Linked DNA regions of Homo sapiens: all the other regions are linked to region 2. The links are chromatin contacts, found by Hi-C or POLR2A ChIA-PET in ENCODE. All regions are on one chromosome and are shown on one strand. Each heading gives the region's core, a stretch centred on a gene start or an enhancer-like site at or near the end of the contact. The rest is flanking DNA. Distances are from core to core; before and after follow the strand shown. Region 1 overlaps LOC124901253 (a long non-coding RNA gene). Region 2 has its middle 62 kb from the start of LY86-AS1. Region 3 overlaps LY86-AS1 (LY86 antisense RNA 1). Region 4 has its middle 34 kb from the start of RREB1.

The links. A loop is a pair of places that touch in the nucleus more often than their neighbours do. ChIA-PET counts read pairs that join two places held with the same protein, here RNA polymerase II (POLR2A). Pooled maps may share reads with other maps.
Region 1: a loop to region 2 is called in a map with no recorded cell type, with 11 times the contacts of the local background. The contact joins two enhancer-like sites. A Hi-C loop is called at or near these places in 4 of 37 single-sample maps with no recorded cell type and 3 of 50 pooled maps.
Region 3: a loop to region 2 is called in a pooled map, with 10 times the contacts of the local background. The contact joins two enhancer-like sites. A Hi-C loop is called at or near these places in 3 of 37 single-sample maps with no recorded cell type and 4 of 50 pooled maps.
Region 4: a loop to region 2 is called in a pooled map, with 5 times the contacts of the local background. The contact joins two enhancer-like sites. A Hi-C loop is called at or near these places in 3 of 168 maps with a recorded cell type or tissue (CD14-positive monocyte, CD8-positive, alpha-beta T cell and GM12878), 23 of 37 single-sample maps with no recorded cell type and 15 of 50 pooled maps. POLR2A ChIA-PET finds 5 or more read pairs at or near these places in 4 of 52 experiments (Caco-2, GM12878, T-cell and 1 more).

What each region holds. Positions count from the first base shown.
Region 1 is chr6:6,328,931-6,333,376 of GRCh38, forward strand. LOC124901253 (a long non-coding RNA gene) reads left to right here. Exons shown (of 2, transcript XR_007059428.1): 2 at 823-1,237. Among named protein-coding and RNA genes, the nearest start is that of F13A1, 10 kb to the left of the region's middle. RefSeq lists an enhancer at 2,882-2,931. Within about 2 kb of position 2,566, at least 3 of the 41 ENCODE cell types and tissues checked have a DNase peak (open chromatin) inside an H3K27ac peak, as active enhancers do.
Region 2 is chr6:6,682,201-6,687,060 of GRCh38, forward strand. No RefSeq gene overlaps it. Among named protein-coding and RNA genes, the nearest start is that of LY86-AS1, 62 kb to the left of the region's middle. Within about 2 kb of position 1,376, at least 6 of the 41 ENCODE cell types and tissues checked have a DNase peak (open chromatin) inside an H3K27ac peak, as active enhancers do; they include CD14-positive monocyte, where a contact is called at or near this core.
Region 3 is chr6:6,387,902-6,392,645 of GRCh38, forward strand. All of the region lies in intron 4 of LY86-AS1 (LY86 antisense RNA 1), which reads right to left. Among named protein-coding and RNA genes, the nearest start is that of F13A1, 70 kb to the left of the region's middle. RefSeq lists enhancers at 3,403-3,452, 4,401-4,570, 4,701-4,744. Within about 2 kb of position 3,495, at least 6 of the 41 ENCODE cell types and tissues checked have a DNase peak (open chromatin) inside an H3K27ac peak, as active enhancers do.
Region 4 is chr6:7,071,644-7,076,155 of GRCh38, forward strand. No RefSeq gene overlaps it. Among named protein-coding and RNA genes, the nearest start is that of RREB1, 34 kb to the right of the region's middle. RefSeq lists an enhancer at 2,017-2,256. Within about 2 kb of position 2,293, at least 5 of the 41 ENCODE cell types and tissues checked have a DNase peak (open chromatin) inside an H3K27ac peak, as active enhancers do; they include CD14-positive monocyte, where a contact is called at or near this core.

The DNA of each region.
Region 1 (4,446 bases), core at 1,316-3,815, 350 kb before region 2:
ATATAGACAGTGTAACTTACCCAGAAGAGTTCCTTATGCCTATGTTCTGAAAAAGACAGCACAGATGCCCAAAAATATAAGAAATTTTATAAGGGGCTTTTAGTGGTCCAAGATTCTCCTGCTGGCTTCTATGAGTGATAATGATCTAGAATTCTTCGAAAAGCCAAAAAGAAGTCTTCCAACAGCCATGACTTAATAAAGTCCATTGTCCCTGATTATTCAAACTCCTTCTGATTGTTCCATCTGATTTCATGATCACAAAGCCTATGAAAACTTTCTGTTCTGGGAAACAGAATCAATAATGTTTTATAAGCTTAACTGTGTGATATGATGTGATATTGTGTTTTATGGAATTGGACATGGCCTATGTCTCTACTATATTTTCACCTTGTATGCAACCTCCTGGGATACCATTACATATATATATATATATGTGTATACACACACACACATATATATATACACAAATACATATATATACACATATATGTGTGTGTGTGTATATCTGCTATATACATATATATGCTATATATATATACACACACACATATTATAGCTAGGTATGGCTTTATGTAGTACTTTCTTAAACATTCACCCTCAAACCTGAAGGGTTCTTTAATGATTGTGTTCATTTATTCATTTGGGATTAGCTAGTTTCCAAGGATGGATCAACCATCCATGCCTCCCGGTATTCCCAGCCATGTGTAGTCCCCTTCCACAGTGAATCTGGCTTCAACCAACAGGGTGCAGTGGAAGTGGCCCTATGCCAGTTCTCCACCTAAGCTATATGATGTCCTAACAGCTGCCTTTTCATGCTTTTAGAACCCTTAACCAACATTAAGAAGTCTAGCTACACTCCTGGAGTCCAGCTAACATGGAGAAACCATACAGAGAGGCCACATGGAGCGGTGGGGACATGAGAATGTGCAGGGAGGGAGAGGAGTCCAGCTGCCTCATAATCCTACCGGAGCCCAGGCATCAGCCATCTCTGCCAACCTGCAGCACGAGTGAGGACGCGAGTGTGCCACCTGGCAAGTGGATCCTCTGGCCCCAGTCAAGGAGCTGCAGCTGATGGTGCATGGAGCAGAGAGAAACTGCCCTGCTGAGCCCTGCCAAAATCATAAAATTGTGAGCAATGAAACAAAGTGGCTGTTATTTTAATCCACTAATATTTGGGATAGTGTGTTACATCGCAATAGATAACTGAGACACATTCATCAAATAAATATTTATCTAACCTGCTGTTTATAATAATAATACAACACTAATATTGAGTATGCTGTAATATATAGCAATATAATTAATATGGTAATATTTATCTATCTATTATTGACAGACTTTGTGATGAGTAGGAAATTGTATCTATCTTTAAGGCCTGCAGTCAAGAAGGGGAAACTATATTAAAAGCTAGTGTTTTGGAATTTCGTCAACAAGTCTGTTTCCACGATTTAATAGACTTCAAAATATTCTGTGTTTTCCTCCTATAACAAATATGTTCCTTGTGGACCTAATCTGGCATATAATATATGTACAAAAATACAAGTTAATTAATGAATTAAAGTCAGTGGAATCTCTTATGTCAGTGAAAGCAATAGGGTTGCTGACAAAAAAAGAAAGTAAAAGTTTTTAGTGAATTGTATATGCACCACTGGTTTTTATTTCACCTTTATCTTAAACAGTCAGCCACTCACTTAAACTTTGGCTTCTGAGGCTGAGAGCCACATAAAAGGGAGCACTAAATAACTGCAAGTGTAAAGAATGATTTGTGCTCCCTAAAATGCTTTATTCATACAAGGGAACTGAGGCTTGGAGAGGCAAAGGGGCTTGCTCATAATCACACACCTGGCACATTACGGATTTCAGACTCAAACAGACATTTTTAAAACCAAGTCCATTGTCTTGGCTAAAGTACACCTTCTCCAAACTCCTATCTTTCTCTTACTCAAAATTTCCCTTCAAATCTACACATTCCAAGATCTCTCTTAGAGCTGGGCCCATGGTGCTCCTGGAAGATATGATTGGATTTCTCCTCACCCTCTGAGCAGTGTAGGCACAGGTCTTCTGGTGCAGGGGATGGGGACATTAGAATGTGGCAGCTAGCTGGTACCTATTGGAGACCACCCCTGTAGGTGGGGTGACTCTACCACTCTGGTCTGTCAACAGAATAGTTTTTATGGGACCCTCATACGGGTCAGGGACTCTGTTATGTGCTGCAAGGGATTTGCAGGGAGCAAGAGAGAGGTCCTTTCCCGCAAAAGACTTACGGTCAGCCCCTAAGCTTCTCGGTGAAGGGAAGAGCAACATTGAACATCCGTCTTGGACACCTTGCCCCTTGGTTCTTCTATCTCACGAGTGCCTCGCAGTGGCTCTGCCTGTGGACCCTTACTCATGTTCTCTGGACCAGGGTTGTTAACCATAGCAGGTTAGAACTGCCCATTTATTCTAAATACAACAGCCAACTACCATCTTTATTTCAACCCTCACTTCCCACCACTTCTTCTCTAGTCTCAAAATGCCTTTCAGCATAGGCAGGAAATATGACAGAAGAAAGTCCCAGTCGAACAAACAATAACCGAAAATGCTCTTTGTTGCTGGGCCTTGGCGATCAAAGCCCTGCACATGTTTGCCAGCTGTAGTTCAGATGGTTTCTATTTCACTCAGCATTAATTTTTTATGAAATCTGTGGCCCAGGGGCCCATAAGCGGCTTTTAGTTCTTCATTCTATACTGTCTGGTCTAATTGCCAAGGCATGGTAAGACTCAGATTTTAAGGTGTCGTTAATGTATTTACCAGCCTTCCGGTCTACAGGCAGGCTCACCTCTTTGTGTGGGATTTTAATCATGTTTTGTTTTTAGAAAGGAAATGAAGGTATTCTTGGACTAAATATACTTGCTTTTCTTTGGATTTATTATCAGTATTTCACATCAGCGAGACAGCATACACAACACTGCCAATCCCAAACCTCAGACTTTATCTTCCAGTTTAAGTTTGATTCTTAAGAAGCATATGGAGTCTGTGCAGTGGAGGTAAGGCCTGTTTAAAATGAAGGCTGTTGTTTGTATGAAACATGCTTATTTAGTAGTTTATGATAAGGGGCCTGCTGACCCCAAAGGCTATCTTTCTTCTCACTTAGCAGCAGCAGCCTGGACTTTGTTTCAGATCGTCTCTGGATGCTGTAGCAAAGCCAGCAAGTGACTCACTGTCTGTCCTCAAACTCTTTGCAGCCCCCATTACTGAAGAGCCCCACAGACAACTTAGAAAACACAGTGATGGGAAAGTGACAGTGTTTGCAGAGTTGCTGGTTGCCAGGGGTCTACATGCAAGGCCAGTGCCGCGATCATTTTCATGAATTTCAGATGTCCTTTCTCTTGCCAACTTCGTGTGTTTTCTGAAAAATAATAAGAAAAAAAAAAAAACCCAGTCATCTGGCCTTACTTCCTTAAACCGAAGCTATTAGAGGTATCCAGGATCTGACTAGGGCAGCTAATTTTCTTTCAGTAGTGATTATAGCTGCACACCCTGCACAAACCGCATGCAAGACTCCCCCTCAACATAATTTTACATGCTTCACTTCTCCAATTGGCTCCAACTGTTAACAGAGCCCAGGTTTTGCATACACAGCCACACTTGGGGAGAAAGAAAAATACTTTGTTGCAGGCAGTTTTGCCTTGATACTTGGCACTACTCCATTTCCTGACTGCGTTACACTCCCTTCCCTCCCAGGTACCTGAGACTTCTTCATGCATCTGAGTGTCTGGCTTTTGATGCAGCTCCTGGTTAGGAACCAGCCCTCTCCATGGTCATTAGCTTCCTTTTTTTTTTAAAAAAAAAAAAAAAAAACTACCATCTAGTAGGCAGCTTCTTCGGCACTATTGTTAATCTGAGAATTTGCTAGTACTTAACTCACTCTTCACACGCCATAAAAATCTCTATTCTTTGAAGTGTCTAAGTGTGTGATGGCTGAATGTGTTGGGAGGAGCTGTGTTTCAATATGTTTTTTACTTTTGTTCTCAGGCCAGAGAAATTTCATTCAGTTTCATGTGTTCAGTCCTTGAAACAAAAGGCAGTGCTTCTATTTGAAGCTTTGGTTCATTTAAAGGAAGTAATCAATTCTGTTCTGTGAGTATTCACTGAATACTTCCTAGGACCTATGAACTGATTCATGCCAGAGGCTGCAGGGCCTCTCAAAAAAAAAACCAATGTGTACCACAATCCTCTAGAGGCTTTCTGATTAGACAGATTGGGAGCAGGGTCCAGTTCATAAGCATTTCTGAAACATCCCAAGGGAATGCTGACGTTGCCTCGGTGGACCCCCTTTGAGTAACACTGCTGAGAGAGACACCTTAGTAAATGCTCAGGGTTTTGTGGGAAGACATTGAAACACATCTGAATTAGACAGTAAGACAACCAGTAACACAAATAATTCAAGCCCCAAAATGCACTCTA
Region 2 (4,860 bases), core at 126-2,625:
GCATTCTTGGATGCAGTCAGACTCTTCCACAGCAGTGGCAAGTTCATGCCTGGGCAGACAGTTGGTGAGGACACAGCCCGATCCCAAGCCCAGCTCACTCCCAGTGGCTTCTCTCCCTCCCTTTCTGTGGGCACACCAGCTACAGTATTCTCCTGCCTGCCCCCAAATACAATGCCTCCACGCAGGGCATGCAGATGCAAACCTCTGCCTTCCAGGAAACCCAGCAAAACTTCCTCCTTGGAGTTGGTTCCAGTAAAAGGTGGAGCTCACCCACAGTGGGCAGGAAGTTGAAAACACAATCCCAAACTCAGCAGCGACTTTCTTCTGAGGCCCTGGTAGCTCAGTTAATCATTTCACCTTGGTTTTCCATCTTTCTAATGGGAGTAATAGGCTTCCCTCCTCTACAAGTATGTTTTGAGAATTAAGTGTTTGGGGAATGTGGCTGTTTTGTATGCTCTGGTGGGTGGAACATTGAGAGAATACCAAACACTACTGTGGCGTATTTGTGGTGAACTGACAGCCTGACCCTTTAGTAAACCACATTACTAGGAATCGCGTCCATCACTACTCAAGGCTTTTATAGGTTAAAAAAAAAATCATGGCCAGGCGCGGTGGCTCACACCTGTAATCCCAGCACTTTGGGAGGCCGAGGCGGGCGGATCACCTGAGGTCAGGAGTTCGAGACCAGCCTGGTCAACACGGTGAAACCCCGTCTCTACCAAAAATACAAAAATTAGCTGGGCGTGGTGGCAGGCACCTGTAATCCCAGCTACTCAGGAAGCTGAGGTAGGAGAATCGCTTGAACCCGGGAGATGGAGGTTGCAGTGAGCCGAGATCACGCCACTGCACTCCAGCCTGGGCAACAAGAGCGAAACTCCATCTCAGAAAAAAAAAAAAAAGAAATCATGTAGTAGATGATTCTCTCTCTCTCTTTACCTCTCTCTTTATCTCTCTCCCCACCCTTTTCTCTCTCCATCTCCTTTCTTTCTCTCCCTCCCTTTCTCCTCTCCTCTTTCCCCATCTCTCCCTTCCTCTGTCTCTCCCTTTCTTTCTCCCCCTTCTCTTTCTCTTTCCCTCTCTCTCTCCTGTTTTTGGTCTGTGCAGGTTCATGTCTCCTCTGTTGTGGTAACAGCACTCCTTTCCTCTGGGCTTTTGCAACACTCTCCCCCACAATACCTCCTCCAATCCCTCTCCTATTTGGGGACCCCAGGCAAAGACCCAGGACTCAGGCCTCCCTGGTTATAACATCCCACCTGCCTCAGCCTGGGTTTCCCCCAAGGCAGAGCCTCACCAGCAGGTAGCTTATTAGAAAGAGGGCACAGGGATCAGGGGCGAGGCAAGGAGCAAAAGTCAATAGACCAATGAGTTAATAAGTCGGCCGCCAAGGTGGATGTCTGGGGGAAGATCTTGCCAGGGTTGTCCCAGCAACCTACAGCGTGCACCTTAGAACTGTCTGCCTGAGGGAAAAAAGGCAGGAACATTTAGCCATCGGCTCCTTCCCCTAGCTCCTCTGCTCCTTATTTCCAGGTAAAGCACATACGAGTATTGGGTGGGTTGTGCCCGTGTCCCCCACCAGAGTTTAGGAGAACTGCAGTAGGAGGCAACCCAAGTCAAGGTGAGCCACTCAGGATGTGACTGATGCCATGGCCAAGATGAGAGATAGTTCTGAGAAAATGCAAGACTTGTACAAAAGCTGTCCAGCGCACCATTCCTGGGTATTCTTCCAACAAAGGCACTTCTTAGAAAGCTGTTTTAACCTTATGACACTTTTAAAATTATAGCATTTCAGAATCCAGGAAACTTGATATAGCTCAGGGAGAGTCCCAGTGCACATTAACATATTACATTCTCTAAAAAGTTCTGCAACTTCTTTATCTCAAACGCTTGTTCCCCATGGTTAATCATCAACCAGAAACAGACACTAGGTCATGCTGCAGGAAAGCTTCCATAGAAAGCAGCAGGTAAGCAAATTTCCTTCAGATACTTTTGTGCAATTGATTCAAAGAGGAGGGTCAGGAATGCCATTTCTCAGAGGAGTAAAGCTCATTCACGCAGAAACAACCTGATACCATCAACAAGAATGTCTATATATTGAAGGTCAAGAATAATGAAAAAACTCAGTGATAATATACACCCTGTTTGTGAGGCACTCATCACATTATGGAACATTCAGGCAGTCCTCACCTTGCATAGTTCCCAAACGCACGAATTTTCATTGCCCTGTGGCAACTGAGGTTAAATAACACCAGCCCCCTAACAACATGGTTCCAATTTCAGTCACCATTAACTGTGAGTGATTGCATGGGGGACAACCTCTGCTGCTTGCTCTGCAGTCCACAGACCACCACGTAATAACAGATGTGCATCATGATCAGTGATTAACCGCATCACGTCCTTCAGTCCTTCCGTGTTATCAGTTCCCACACAGACAGCAAAGCGTGTGGTCGTGCTGCTCTCTTGGCTCCCAGTGACAAACCCACGTGACATTTCACAGAAATGAATACTCAAGAGAGGTAGGTAGCCAATGAAGAGGAAAGTATAGCAAAGAAACAAAAAGTGAGAATGCAGGAGGTGAAAGTTGACTCAGACGTAAACGAGTTTAGAGAAGAAAGAGCTGATGGTGGGAAAGTTGATGCTGTTGTCTTTTGAGAGATTCTGGATGTGTCTTTTGAGGGACTCAGGATAAAGATGCTGGCAAAAACTTCATATTAAAGAAACTCTTGGAGATATTTCACAGCACTGAAAGTGTGCAGGACAAAATGTAGGAAGCCTATCCAAATATAGAAAGGAATGTGACAATTTGCCAAGGCATAGAAAAGATGCCTGGTCCATACTGTAAGTTTCACAATGAGAAGGTGGCAAAGCCCTTTTCAATTTACTCTCCATAAGTCTTTTACAAAGAAATAAAACACTATTTCTCAATGTTTCTCATTTTTTAAATTATGACAGGCTAAATAAGTATTCAATTTGCTATCTTTAAATGTTCTTATACATTTACGACCAGTAGTAAAACAGTTCTTAACACTTTAAAAATTTTTTGAAGATTATGAAACAATCATAATTTTCCTTGTTGCTTCTTAAAATTGCTTCACAGTTTCAACCTGCACAATCATTTCTTCAGTCCCACACTTTCGTGCAAAGCAAAGACTTTACAATGCTGTGATGTTGTAAAGAAAATTCCCGTTGTCCTACTCTGAATCATTTGACAAATGCAACTGAACCCACCACGATGGAGTTGTGTAATACCAAGGTTACATGAATCTTTCTCTCACATAGTTTGCAGTTGAGGAAGAGGGATGGCAAGTCAACCAACATAATGGTTAAGGCTGACATTGATTGATAGCTTTCTGTGTGCTGGGCACTGTGCTGGTCCTTTTGTTACAGTGCATTGCCTCCAAGGTGGAGCTTTAGGAGGGGGATGATAATGAAAACTTCGGAGACCATGGGGACTTCATCCTTTAGAGCTTGGGTCCTCGTGCCTGTGTGTGAAGAAAGGCCCAGCCAGGAAGGCAGCGTCCCTCTTTTCTGCCCACACCTACAGGCTCCCAAGGCAGGGCCAAGGTGGATGTGAGGCCTGAGACGGGAACTCAACACAGCAGTCCCCTGTCATAAGGACAAGACTGGAAGTTGGCCAAGGTTTGCCAGCATATCATCGCATAAGATGCAAATGCCCGGGGATTCTTCTAACGTGGTGTTAGGCAGATGTACTTCATATCTTCTCCCTGTTTATCTAATTTCATGAAGGCACATTTCAGGAGAGTAAGCTGCCGCAAAGGGTATACATTGTGCCTTGGAAAACTCCCGGGCATGAAAACTATAAACCAGCCATCCAAATTACCTTCACATTTAGGAAATCATTACTGTTGATACGATGTGTCTTTGTTGGATCGTTGTATCTTGGCAGTCTCTTCGAGCCTGTGCTTTTTAGCCTTCTCTCCACCTGTACTTTTAGGCATTGCTTACTTTTTTATAGGCAAAAAGATTACATATGTGCACATGTGTGTGGCTACATGTGGGTAAATATGTATGTATCGGTAGGGGTACTGTATTAGTAGCTGGGGCTGCCATAATAAAATACCACAGATGCGGCAGCTTACACAACGGAGCTTTATTCCCTCGCAGTGCTGGGGGCTGGAAGCCCCACATCCAGGTGTGGGCGGGATTGGTTTCTCCTGAGGCCTCCCTCCTGGGCTTGCAGATGGTGTCCTCTCCCTGTGTCCTCACACCGTCTTCCCTCTGTGGGTGTCTGTGTCCTCATCTCCTCTTCCTATAAGGACTCCTGACATATTGGATTAGAGCCCATTCTAATGCCTTCGTTTTACCTTAATTATCTTTTTAAAGGCCTCATCTCCAAATACAGTCCCAGTCTGAGGTATGAGGAGGTTAGGGCTTCAAATATGAATTTTGAGGGACACATTTCAGATTATAACAGATACATACATATGTATATCCTATAAATGAAAATGTCAGGACGGATTTTAGAGATACAAGTTTTTACTTAATTATGATCCCCCAGCGATCTCATCTCCTCTTAGTCTCAATTTTTCTTGTCTAAGAGAGGGTGCTCCTACCCACATCTTCAGTCCAAATCCCTCTCCTGAAGGTCGGACCCGCATTTGCAGTGACGGTGACTGGACATTTTCTCCCAGGTGTTCGTCAACACTTTCAGCCCTACAGGTCTGAAACAAAACTTACCCACCTCCAGTGAAGCTCGTCCTCCTGGCCTTTCTGCTTCCTTTTTAAAGTCCATCCCCCTCCAGGCCTCCCATTACCGGCTGGGAGCCCCGCCCCTTCCTGGGCCTCCTCCTCCGGGGCTTTCAGCTCCTGGCTGGGAGCCCCGCCCCCTCCAGTCCGCCTTTC
Region 3 (4,744 bases), core at 2,245-4,744, 290 kb before region 2:
TTGATCCATTTTGAGTTCATTTTTGTGTATGACATAAGATAAGGGTCCAATTTCATTCTTTCGAATGTGGGTATTGTTTTCCCAACACCATTTGTTGAAGAGACAAAAGACAAGTGTTGGCGAGGATGTGAAAAAACTGTAATCCTTGCACATTGCTAGCGAGAATGCAAAATGGTGCAGCTGCTATATAGAAAACAGTATGAAGGTTCCTCAAAAAATTAAAAATAGAGCCACCATATGATCCAGCAATCCCACTTTTGGGTATTTATCCAAAAAAGTTGAACTCAGGATCTTGAAGAGATAATAGCATTGCAGCAGTATTCACAATAGCCAAGATGTGGAAACAACCTAAATGTCCACCAAGAGATGAATGGAAAAAGAAAATGTGATACACACATACAGTGGAATACTATTGCTTTTACAAAGAAGGAAATTCTGCAATACGTAACAACGTGGATGAACCTTGAGGATATTATGCTAAGTTAAAAAAGTCAGACACAGAATGACAAATATTGCATGATCCCATTTACATAAGATATTTAAAAATGGTCACAGAATCAAAGAGTGAAATGGTGGTCGCCAGAGGCCAAGGGAAAGCAGAAATTGAGTTACTAGTCAATGGGCACACAATTCTAGTCAAGAAAGATGAGTAAGTTCTAGAAAACTACAGTACAGCATTTTACTTACAGCCAACAAAATAACATGTTATAGACTTTAAAATGTAAGAGAGTAGATTTCCTGTTAAGTGTTCTTATCACAACAAAATAAAATAGAACAATGCAAGATGTAATAAGTTTAATAAGGAAAATTATGTCAATGAAGTTGGGGCATGTTAAGAGGAGTCTGGGTTGTAAAACAAGGGAGTCTAACTCTTCTCATTGATTCAAGAGATAATGATTGATTTAATGGCCATATAGCATCTGGTGGAGTGCATGAGTGGCACATGCTATGTGAGCAATGCAAAGCAGTCATCTTTCTTTCTTTGCTGGCCAGACCAGAGCCAGAGCTTGTTGAACTCTTCTGGGGTATGCACTTTAAGATGGGCATTGGCATAGAGAGCTCTGAGAGGGAAATGGCCCATAACAAGGAGATGGAAATCCACGTCATGCTGTGTGTGGATGCAGTTAATTAAGGGCAGGGGTAGCGCATGGTGTCAGTCCTCACATCTCTGAGGGCTGTCAGAGGGTGTTCTGATTTAGTGCCTCCCCAGAATAGGAAAGACTGTTGTCCACCCTGGAGGGGCCAGCCCAGAGCTGGGCTACCACTGCACTGTAATATTAAGGTGGAAATGAGTAGACTCTCTTCCATGCCTCAGATGTCCTGTATTTTTCAGTAAGTTTTGACTATATGTTCCATGAGGGCAGGAAGTGTGACTGTCTTTTGCACCCTTAATTCCCATATCGAACAGTGCACCTGGCACATAATAAGCACTCAGATTACATGTGGAGTTGAATTGAAGGTTCTTTCTCTCCATAAAGGTGTGTGTTCCCCACGGCTGAGCACTAGCCCATCTGAGCATCTCTCTCTCTCCTCTCTCTGATACCTCATTCACTCCCACGATTTCAACCCTCACTTCTCTATGGAGAAGGGACCCCTGAGTCTATGCTTCTTGCTAGGCCCACATTTCCCAATTCCCTGCTGAATTATTTCCAACTGGAAATTTTATTCTCTGTTATTTGCAGAATTGCTAAGTTCAAACTCCTCATGGTACTCACCAGAAAAGCCTTCTCTCCAATTTCCCTGCTTCAGTACTAATACACACATTTCTGCAGCCATCCATTTCTCAATGACAGCACATCAGCAGGCACTCAAGGTTCTGAAGAAGACATGCAGAGTGTAGCTTGTGATTGGTCAAAATGAGACTGACAGAAGCTGATCACCGAGGCATGAGCCTGGCATACCAGCCATTACAGGTGAGGGAGAGGCTCATTTTGGTCAAGTATACATTTTTTTATATATGTATATTTTTTATTATACTTTAAGTTCTAGGGTACATGTGAACAACACGCAGGTTTGTTACATATGTATAAATTTTTATGTCCACTTAATAAGTAAATTCATAATTATCACCTTCTCATCAATAACAAAGAAATGAAAGAATGCAAGGTAGTTCTATTCAATGTGGGCGTGTTTCCTCCAATCATGAAGACACTCTTAAACCCCAGCTTAGCCATCATTGTTGAAGAGTTTAGCGTGCTGCCTAAATAGACTAGATGCTTAATACTTATTTGTTGAATGAATAGAAATAAATCTATTTTCAGGGAATAAAACAACATCAGAAATCTAATCCTATTTCTCTTCTGGCATAGGACTACAGCTATTGAGCACTTGAAATCTGGCTAGTCTGAGTTGAGATGTACTCTAAATATAAAAGCAGCACTGGATTTCAGTCCTAGGATGTAGAATATTTTATTAGTAATTTTATATTGAATATTGATTATATGTTGAAACAATCATATTTTGGGTGTATTGAATTAAATAAAATACATTATTAAAGTTAACTTCACTTGTTTCTTTTTACTTTTTAAATATGACTTGTAGAGATTTTAAAATTATATGCCCAGCTTATATGCTATTTCTATTGGACAATGTCGTTGCAGACCCCTCTGTGGGTGCTACTGAACTCCTATTCATATTTTGGCAATGAAGAGGAGTTATTTGTTCTATGGGGGGCCCGTTCCATTGTATGGTAGCAGCCTAATTGAAAGAATATTAAGTTGAAATTAGTTTTTCTATCATTTCCATACTTCAATCCCAGGCAAATGCCCCACCCTCACCTTGTAATTTCATCGGTCAAATGAGGCAGCTGCGCTAGGTGACCTTGAGGCCCTCTCCCTGTCCAGCCATGTAGGAATCCTCTATTCCTGCCCTCCTCCCCCTTCCACCCAACAGCCCTCCAAATCCTTTCAGGCAGCCCTCAGATCTCTTCTTAGCTTCTGCCAGCTTTTCTCAGCTCCTCAGCACCTCTGAGAGCTTTGCAAATCATCCCTTCACAGCATCATCATAAAATATCTCACCGGAGCCAGTTTGAGGGGGAGGCAGCTTTTGCAGCTCCCAAGAGGGCAGATGCCACTCCCTGCCACCAGGTCTCCATGGCCCCTCCCACACTTGGAGAGTGAGGGCTCCGGGGAGGGTGGCTCTACTTCACTGCAGAGAAAATGCAGTCGGTGAGAGAAAGAGATACACTGAGGCTCCAGAGAGTGTAAAACAAGCATCTCGTCACAAAACAGAGAGGAAACTAAGTCTGGGATTTATTGCTGAGTCCCTTCTTCTGATAAAGAAGCCAGAGGAGCATCAACATTTTCCTTGGAGTCGGGAGTCCTTGGCACCCTCTCTCTGCAGAGTGAGTTCCATCTGAAAACTCTCCTTGGCTGCTCATGCCAATCTGCCTTTCTTCCAAACAAGGACATGAAATCACTCTCTCTAGAACGCAGATTCCATAAGGCTCCAGAAAGAGACTAGGTTTCATTTTAGCCATCAAGGCCCTCTGGCCCCATGCGCTGTTAGCTGGGTGGCCCCTCTTGGCAGAATGACTTCAAAGGGTATTTCCCACCTAAAAGGCCAAATATGTTTTTATAGTTACACCCTCACAGCTTCATTCTTCAACTCAGTGTCTCAGTTCCCTTTTTGCTGATTTCAAATAATGTCCTAGCAGCTTAGACTTATTGCTTTCCCCCTTTCTGTTCAGGTTTTGGGGAAATATTATATTATATATATATTATATATTAATATATATAATAAATAAATATATATATATATATATCATATATATGTTAAAAGAATCAGACTGTAAGCCATTGCCAGTGCACCCCTCAATTATCGGTGAGTCTCTTTCTTAGGAGTCAGCAGTCACTCAGCTCCGTGATACTGCATCTGTGTTGGGCTACACATAAGACAATGATCTACTCCTGGTGTGTTTTGTTTCCACAAATGACTGCACATATTTCCAAATTTTTCAATTGCTTAAGAATAATTGCAGCCCCCAAAGGCCAGTTGTTTGCAAGTCATTTCCCTTGGCATAGACAATCTAATCCATGATCCATATTGGATGCAACTCTCCTGATGTCCTCGACACCCAGAATTTGCCAATACATGTTTTTGAAATTAAGAAGAATTAATACATGAGGCTGGGCTTCTCTAGTCCTGTCTTAATCATGGGTAAAATTCAGCATGGGCTGTATTCCTTTCAGCAATGCCCACGCCATGCCAGCTACTGGACTTGGAGAACTTGAGGAGTGAAGACAACAGGCAATTATCATACTGTAAATGTGTACTGTGTTAGGGATGGTATAGGCAAGACTCAAATCAGCACCTTGGCACCATCAGAGCTAGTTTAGCTGTTTATAGCTCAGACTCATTTTGGTTGGTCAGAAGAGACTCCGACCTAGCTGGTGGGGGCAGTGGGACAGTTGATAAGCCCTGGAGGATTTGTCAACACCCATGGGACCAACAGAGGCAACAAACTCAAACTTTTCCAGTGAGGATGAAAGCCACACAACCCTGTCACTGTATCTTTGGGCTGACCCTCTGACCTCTTAGATGCTGAATCCACCCCTGCCTTCCTGTTCCTGCCACTGCTGTCTTCCTCACCAGGCCCTTCATGCTTGCCTCCCATCAACTGTCTCAGGTCCTGATGCCTGGCAGCCACCCAGACCCAGTATAGCGTATTTTGTCCTCGGGGCTTTTCAGAAGCCTTGAGCTTCTTGACAAACTTTCGCTCCAGTTGGAGGGAGGTCATGTGGTA
Region 4 (4,512 bases), core at 1,043-3,542, 390 kb after region 2:
TGTCCGTCTCTTTGTCAACCTTAGATCCAGCTCTACATTGTCTTAGTTATGACAGCCTTTAAGGAGTCATGCCATCTGGGAGGGCATGTGCTTCCACCTTGTTCTTCTTCAATGATGTCTTGGTGTTCTTGGCCTCTTGTGCTTCTATGTAAATTTTAGAAACAGTTCCAATTCTGTTACAGAATCTTTTGGAGTTATTAGGACTGCACTGAACCTGTAGACCAATGTGGGGAGAACCAGCACGTTTACAATAGAGTGTACCACATTGAAAGGCAGTGTGCAGAATCGCTAAAAGGATGGAGGCAGACCTCCTGGGTGCAGATCCTAGCTCCGCTCCTCACTGGCCATGTGACCCTGGAGAATTTGACCTTAGAGTGTCTCAGTTATCTCACTTGTGTAATAGGGATCGTAGTAGTACCTACCTTATAGGGTCATAATAGTACCTACTGTATAGGGTAATTGAGAGGATTAGGTGATTACATGTCTTGCATATAATATGTGCAAAGTGCTCAGAATAGTCTCAGGCACATAGTAAAATTATATAAGTGCATGAACACCAATTATGTATATCTTCTTCAATGCCCCAAGAACGTTGTGGTTTTCTTTATAAAACTTGACCTGTAGAATATACAATCCAGTCATGTGTCACTTAACGAAGGGGAGGCATCCTGAGGAATGCATCATTAGGTGATTTTGTCATTGTGTGAACATCAGAGTGTACTTACACAAACCTAGATGGTATAGCCCACTACACACCTAGGCTATATGGTATGTAGCTTATGGCTCCAAGGCTACAAACCTGTACAGCATGTTATTGTACAGAATACTGTAGGCAACTGTAACACAACAGAAATTATTTGTGTCTCTAAACATATGTAAACATAGAAAAGGTACAGTGAAAATATGGTGTTATAAGGAATGTGTATATACTATCCCTCATGGGACCCCTGTCATATATGCAGTCCATTGTTGACTGAAATGCTGCAACTGTGTGTATTCCTACATCTCCCTACATACGTAGAATATATTATATTACATATGTATTAGTGTATAGTAAATATTCCTACATATCATATAATATATAGGAATATATATAACTTTTAAAATATATTAAAATACCTTAAAACTTTTGATGCTCTTATAAGTGGTATTTTTAAGTGTTTCTGTGTACAGTGTTGTGTTTAGTTAGTATGTTTTAAGAGCTGATTATGACCATCTTTGATAAATACTTAAATACTTGTGTTGCATGAGGTACTGCTTGGAGGCTGGGCACAGTGGCTCATGCTTGTAATCCCAGGACTTTGGGAGGCCGAGGTGGGCAGAACACTTGAGGTCAGGAGTTCGAGACCAGCCTGGCCAATGTGGTGAAACCCCCATCTCTACTAAAAATACAAAAACGAGCCGGGCGTGGTGGTGGACACCTGTAATCCCAGCTACTAAGGAGGCTGAGGCACGAGAATTGCTTGAAGGCAGGAGGTGGAGGTTAAAGTGAGCCGAGATTGTGCCATTGCAATCCAGCCTGGGCGACAAGAGCCAAACTCCGTCTCAAAAAAAAACAAAACAAAACAAAACAAAAAGAGAGAGAGAGAGATACTGCCTGGGACCAGAAATATGGACACTTTTATCTGGCTGATGGCCCATCACGATTACTGCTCTGTTCTCACAGGGTTGAACATTTTACTCACTTTACATGATTTTAAACCACTGTATCCCATTGACTTCTGTTGTTGAAACAGAGGATTTTGGCAGCCTGGTTCATTTTCTCTTGTATATCAGGTTCTTTGGGTTCACTATTTTCTTTTTAATAAGATCATGATATTTCAGTGTTTACCTATAGCTCACCCACCATTTAGGTTTTATTTCCAGTGCTCTCATGCTTCCCTAAATCCTGTACGAAAGATGCTATGTCAGGAGGCACGGTGACTCAGGCCTGTTGTCCTGGCACATAAGAAGGCGAGGTCAGGTGTTTGAGACTAGACTGAGCAACATAGGAAGCTCTCATCTATTAAAAAAACAACAAAAAAACCAAAAACAAAAAAACATGCTATGTCCTTGGCTATTCGAGCCACAGCTTTGTGCATTGACACACATCCAGCATCAGCAAGCTTTTTCTAAATGAGAACAAGCGTCATTCCTTTGTCCATTTGTCAGACTTGTCACATATGTCTCTATGGGATTATAGTTTTTTTAAAAAAAGAAAAGAAAGTAAAGGGGGAAATATCTGTAGGTTCCCCTTGCCTGTGTGTTCCTCTGCTTTCAGCTCTTCAGCACAGGCAGTCTCGGTCACGTGGCCCTGCTCACGCAGGGCCCAGACCCACGCTGCGAAGCTCTGTATGATTGTGTTTTGGGTTGCAGGAGGCAGAAACTCAAAGTGAAACCAATGAAAAAAACCAATGTGTTCTTAATGGTTTTTACCTAAACCATAAATCCCTCTCTTCGAGGGAGAGGGGAATCACCCAAGATTTGGCCCAGTTCCCTCATTAAGTTCCAGGGCTATATTTGTCTGTATTTTTTCTTTTCTTTTCTTTTTTTTTTTTTTTTTTTGTTCATATGTGTGTCAGTTTGGTGACGACCTGTGTCCAACTCACTCAAGGAAGATATTTAAAATGCAGATTCCAGGGCCTGATCTAGACTAAGGGAATAAGACAGTGGGAAGAGGAGGAGGTAGAGAGTTGAGTCTCCTGACTCCCTGGTGGTGCTGACAGTCAAACAGGACTTACTAACAATGATGAAGGTATTATGGGCTCAGATTTTTATCCATCACTACATTATCACTAAATTTTTTTTTTTTTTTGAGACCAAGTCTCACTCTGTTGCCCAGGCTGGAGTGCAGTGGTGTGATCTTGGCTCACTGCAACATCCGCCTCCTGGGCTCAAGCGATTCTCCTGCTTCAGCCTCCCGAGTAGCTGGGACTACAGGCGCACACCACCATGCCCAGCTAATATTTGTATTTTTAGTAGAGACGAGGTTTCACCATGTTGGCCAGGATGGTCTCGATCTCTTGACCTCGTGATCTGCCCACCTCAGCCTCCAAAGTGCCAGGATTACAGGTGAGAGCCACCGTGCCAGGCTTAATTTTTATATTTTTAGTGGACACAGGGTTTCACCATGTTGGCCAGCCTGGCCTCGAACTCCTGACCTCAGGTCATCCACCTGCCTCAGCCTCCCAAAGTGCTGGGATTACAGGCATAAGCCACTGCGCCTGGCCTAATGGAACATTTTTTACCAGGTTTAAAATAAGATATCTAATGCCAGATGCTGTGGCGCACACCTTTAGTCCCAGCTGCTTGGGAGGCTGAGGCAGGAGGTTTGCTTGAGCCCAGGAGTTTGAGACCTGCCTGGGCAACATAGTGAAACCGCATGTCTATATGAATAAAATAAATAAATAAATAAATAAATAAATAAATAAAATAAATGAAATAAGATAGCTAACACTTATTAAGTGCCATGTGTCAGGCAGGCACTTCACATTTAAACCTATGTGTAGGCTACTATTGTTAGTCCCACTTTATAGAAAAGGAAACTGAGGCACATAGAGTTTAAATGCTTTGCCCTGAGTCAAACACCTGAGGCAGAATTGTCATGTTCTTTGACAATCTTCAAAGCAAATTCACGATATTTGTTAATTACAAAATAACGGAGTCTCTGGCACAAATGGGCCCAAAGAGTCTGCTTGGATCATAATCATGCCTTGGTGCTATATTAGGTCCCTTATAAATTATTCATTCTTTTAGCAAGTTCTTACTGAGCATTTAGAGTCCCCGTGGCTTGGGACAGGTATTCCACAAAAGGGAGGGATGTACAGGAAGTTATACAGACAAACTAGAAACTTCTTAGCAGATGCCTGTGCATAAATGAGAGGACTTGGATTAGGGCTGGGGGGAGCGGTGCTGACAGAATTACTGTCCAGAGAGCTGTTATCTTGTTATCTGTTATCTTGGCTGTGTGCTAAATGTTTTAGGTGTATTTTTTTCATTAATTTCTCACAAGAACCCCACTGGGTTAAATTCTATGAATAATCTATTGAACAGGAAACTGAGGCTTAGAGATGTGAAGAGACTTGCCTGTGGTCATATGGCTTCGGCCTCATGGTTGTGATATGAAGGCAATGCGTATCTCTCTCTGGACCCTGGCTTTCATCCGCTGGATTTTCTGCTTTCGTCAAATAGGATTTTGTTTTCTAGAAGAGAACTGCCATCCCTCTGATAGTGACCCAGATGGCCCCATCACTAGGATCACTCTGGGCTTTAAAGAGATCATGGCTTATGATGTCAGTCATCGTTGGCTTGGCCTCTCTATTTTGTCCTCTGGTTCTGGTGTCCTCACCTGGCCCCTAGGGAATCCTTCAGAAATATTAGTATCAAGGCCATGTCCATGGCCTATAACCAGATTGGCAGATGTCTGTAGGCTGGAGGAAGCCAAGAACTGTTTTTGAAGGAGCATCATGGCTTTGTCCATCCACACTTACTGCTGTGCAGAGGTGAGGGGCCTTCTGTCCCTACTCAGGCTTC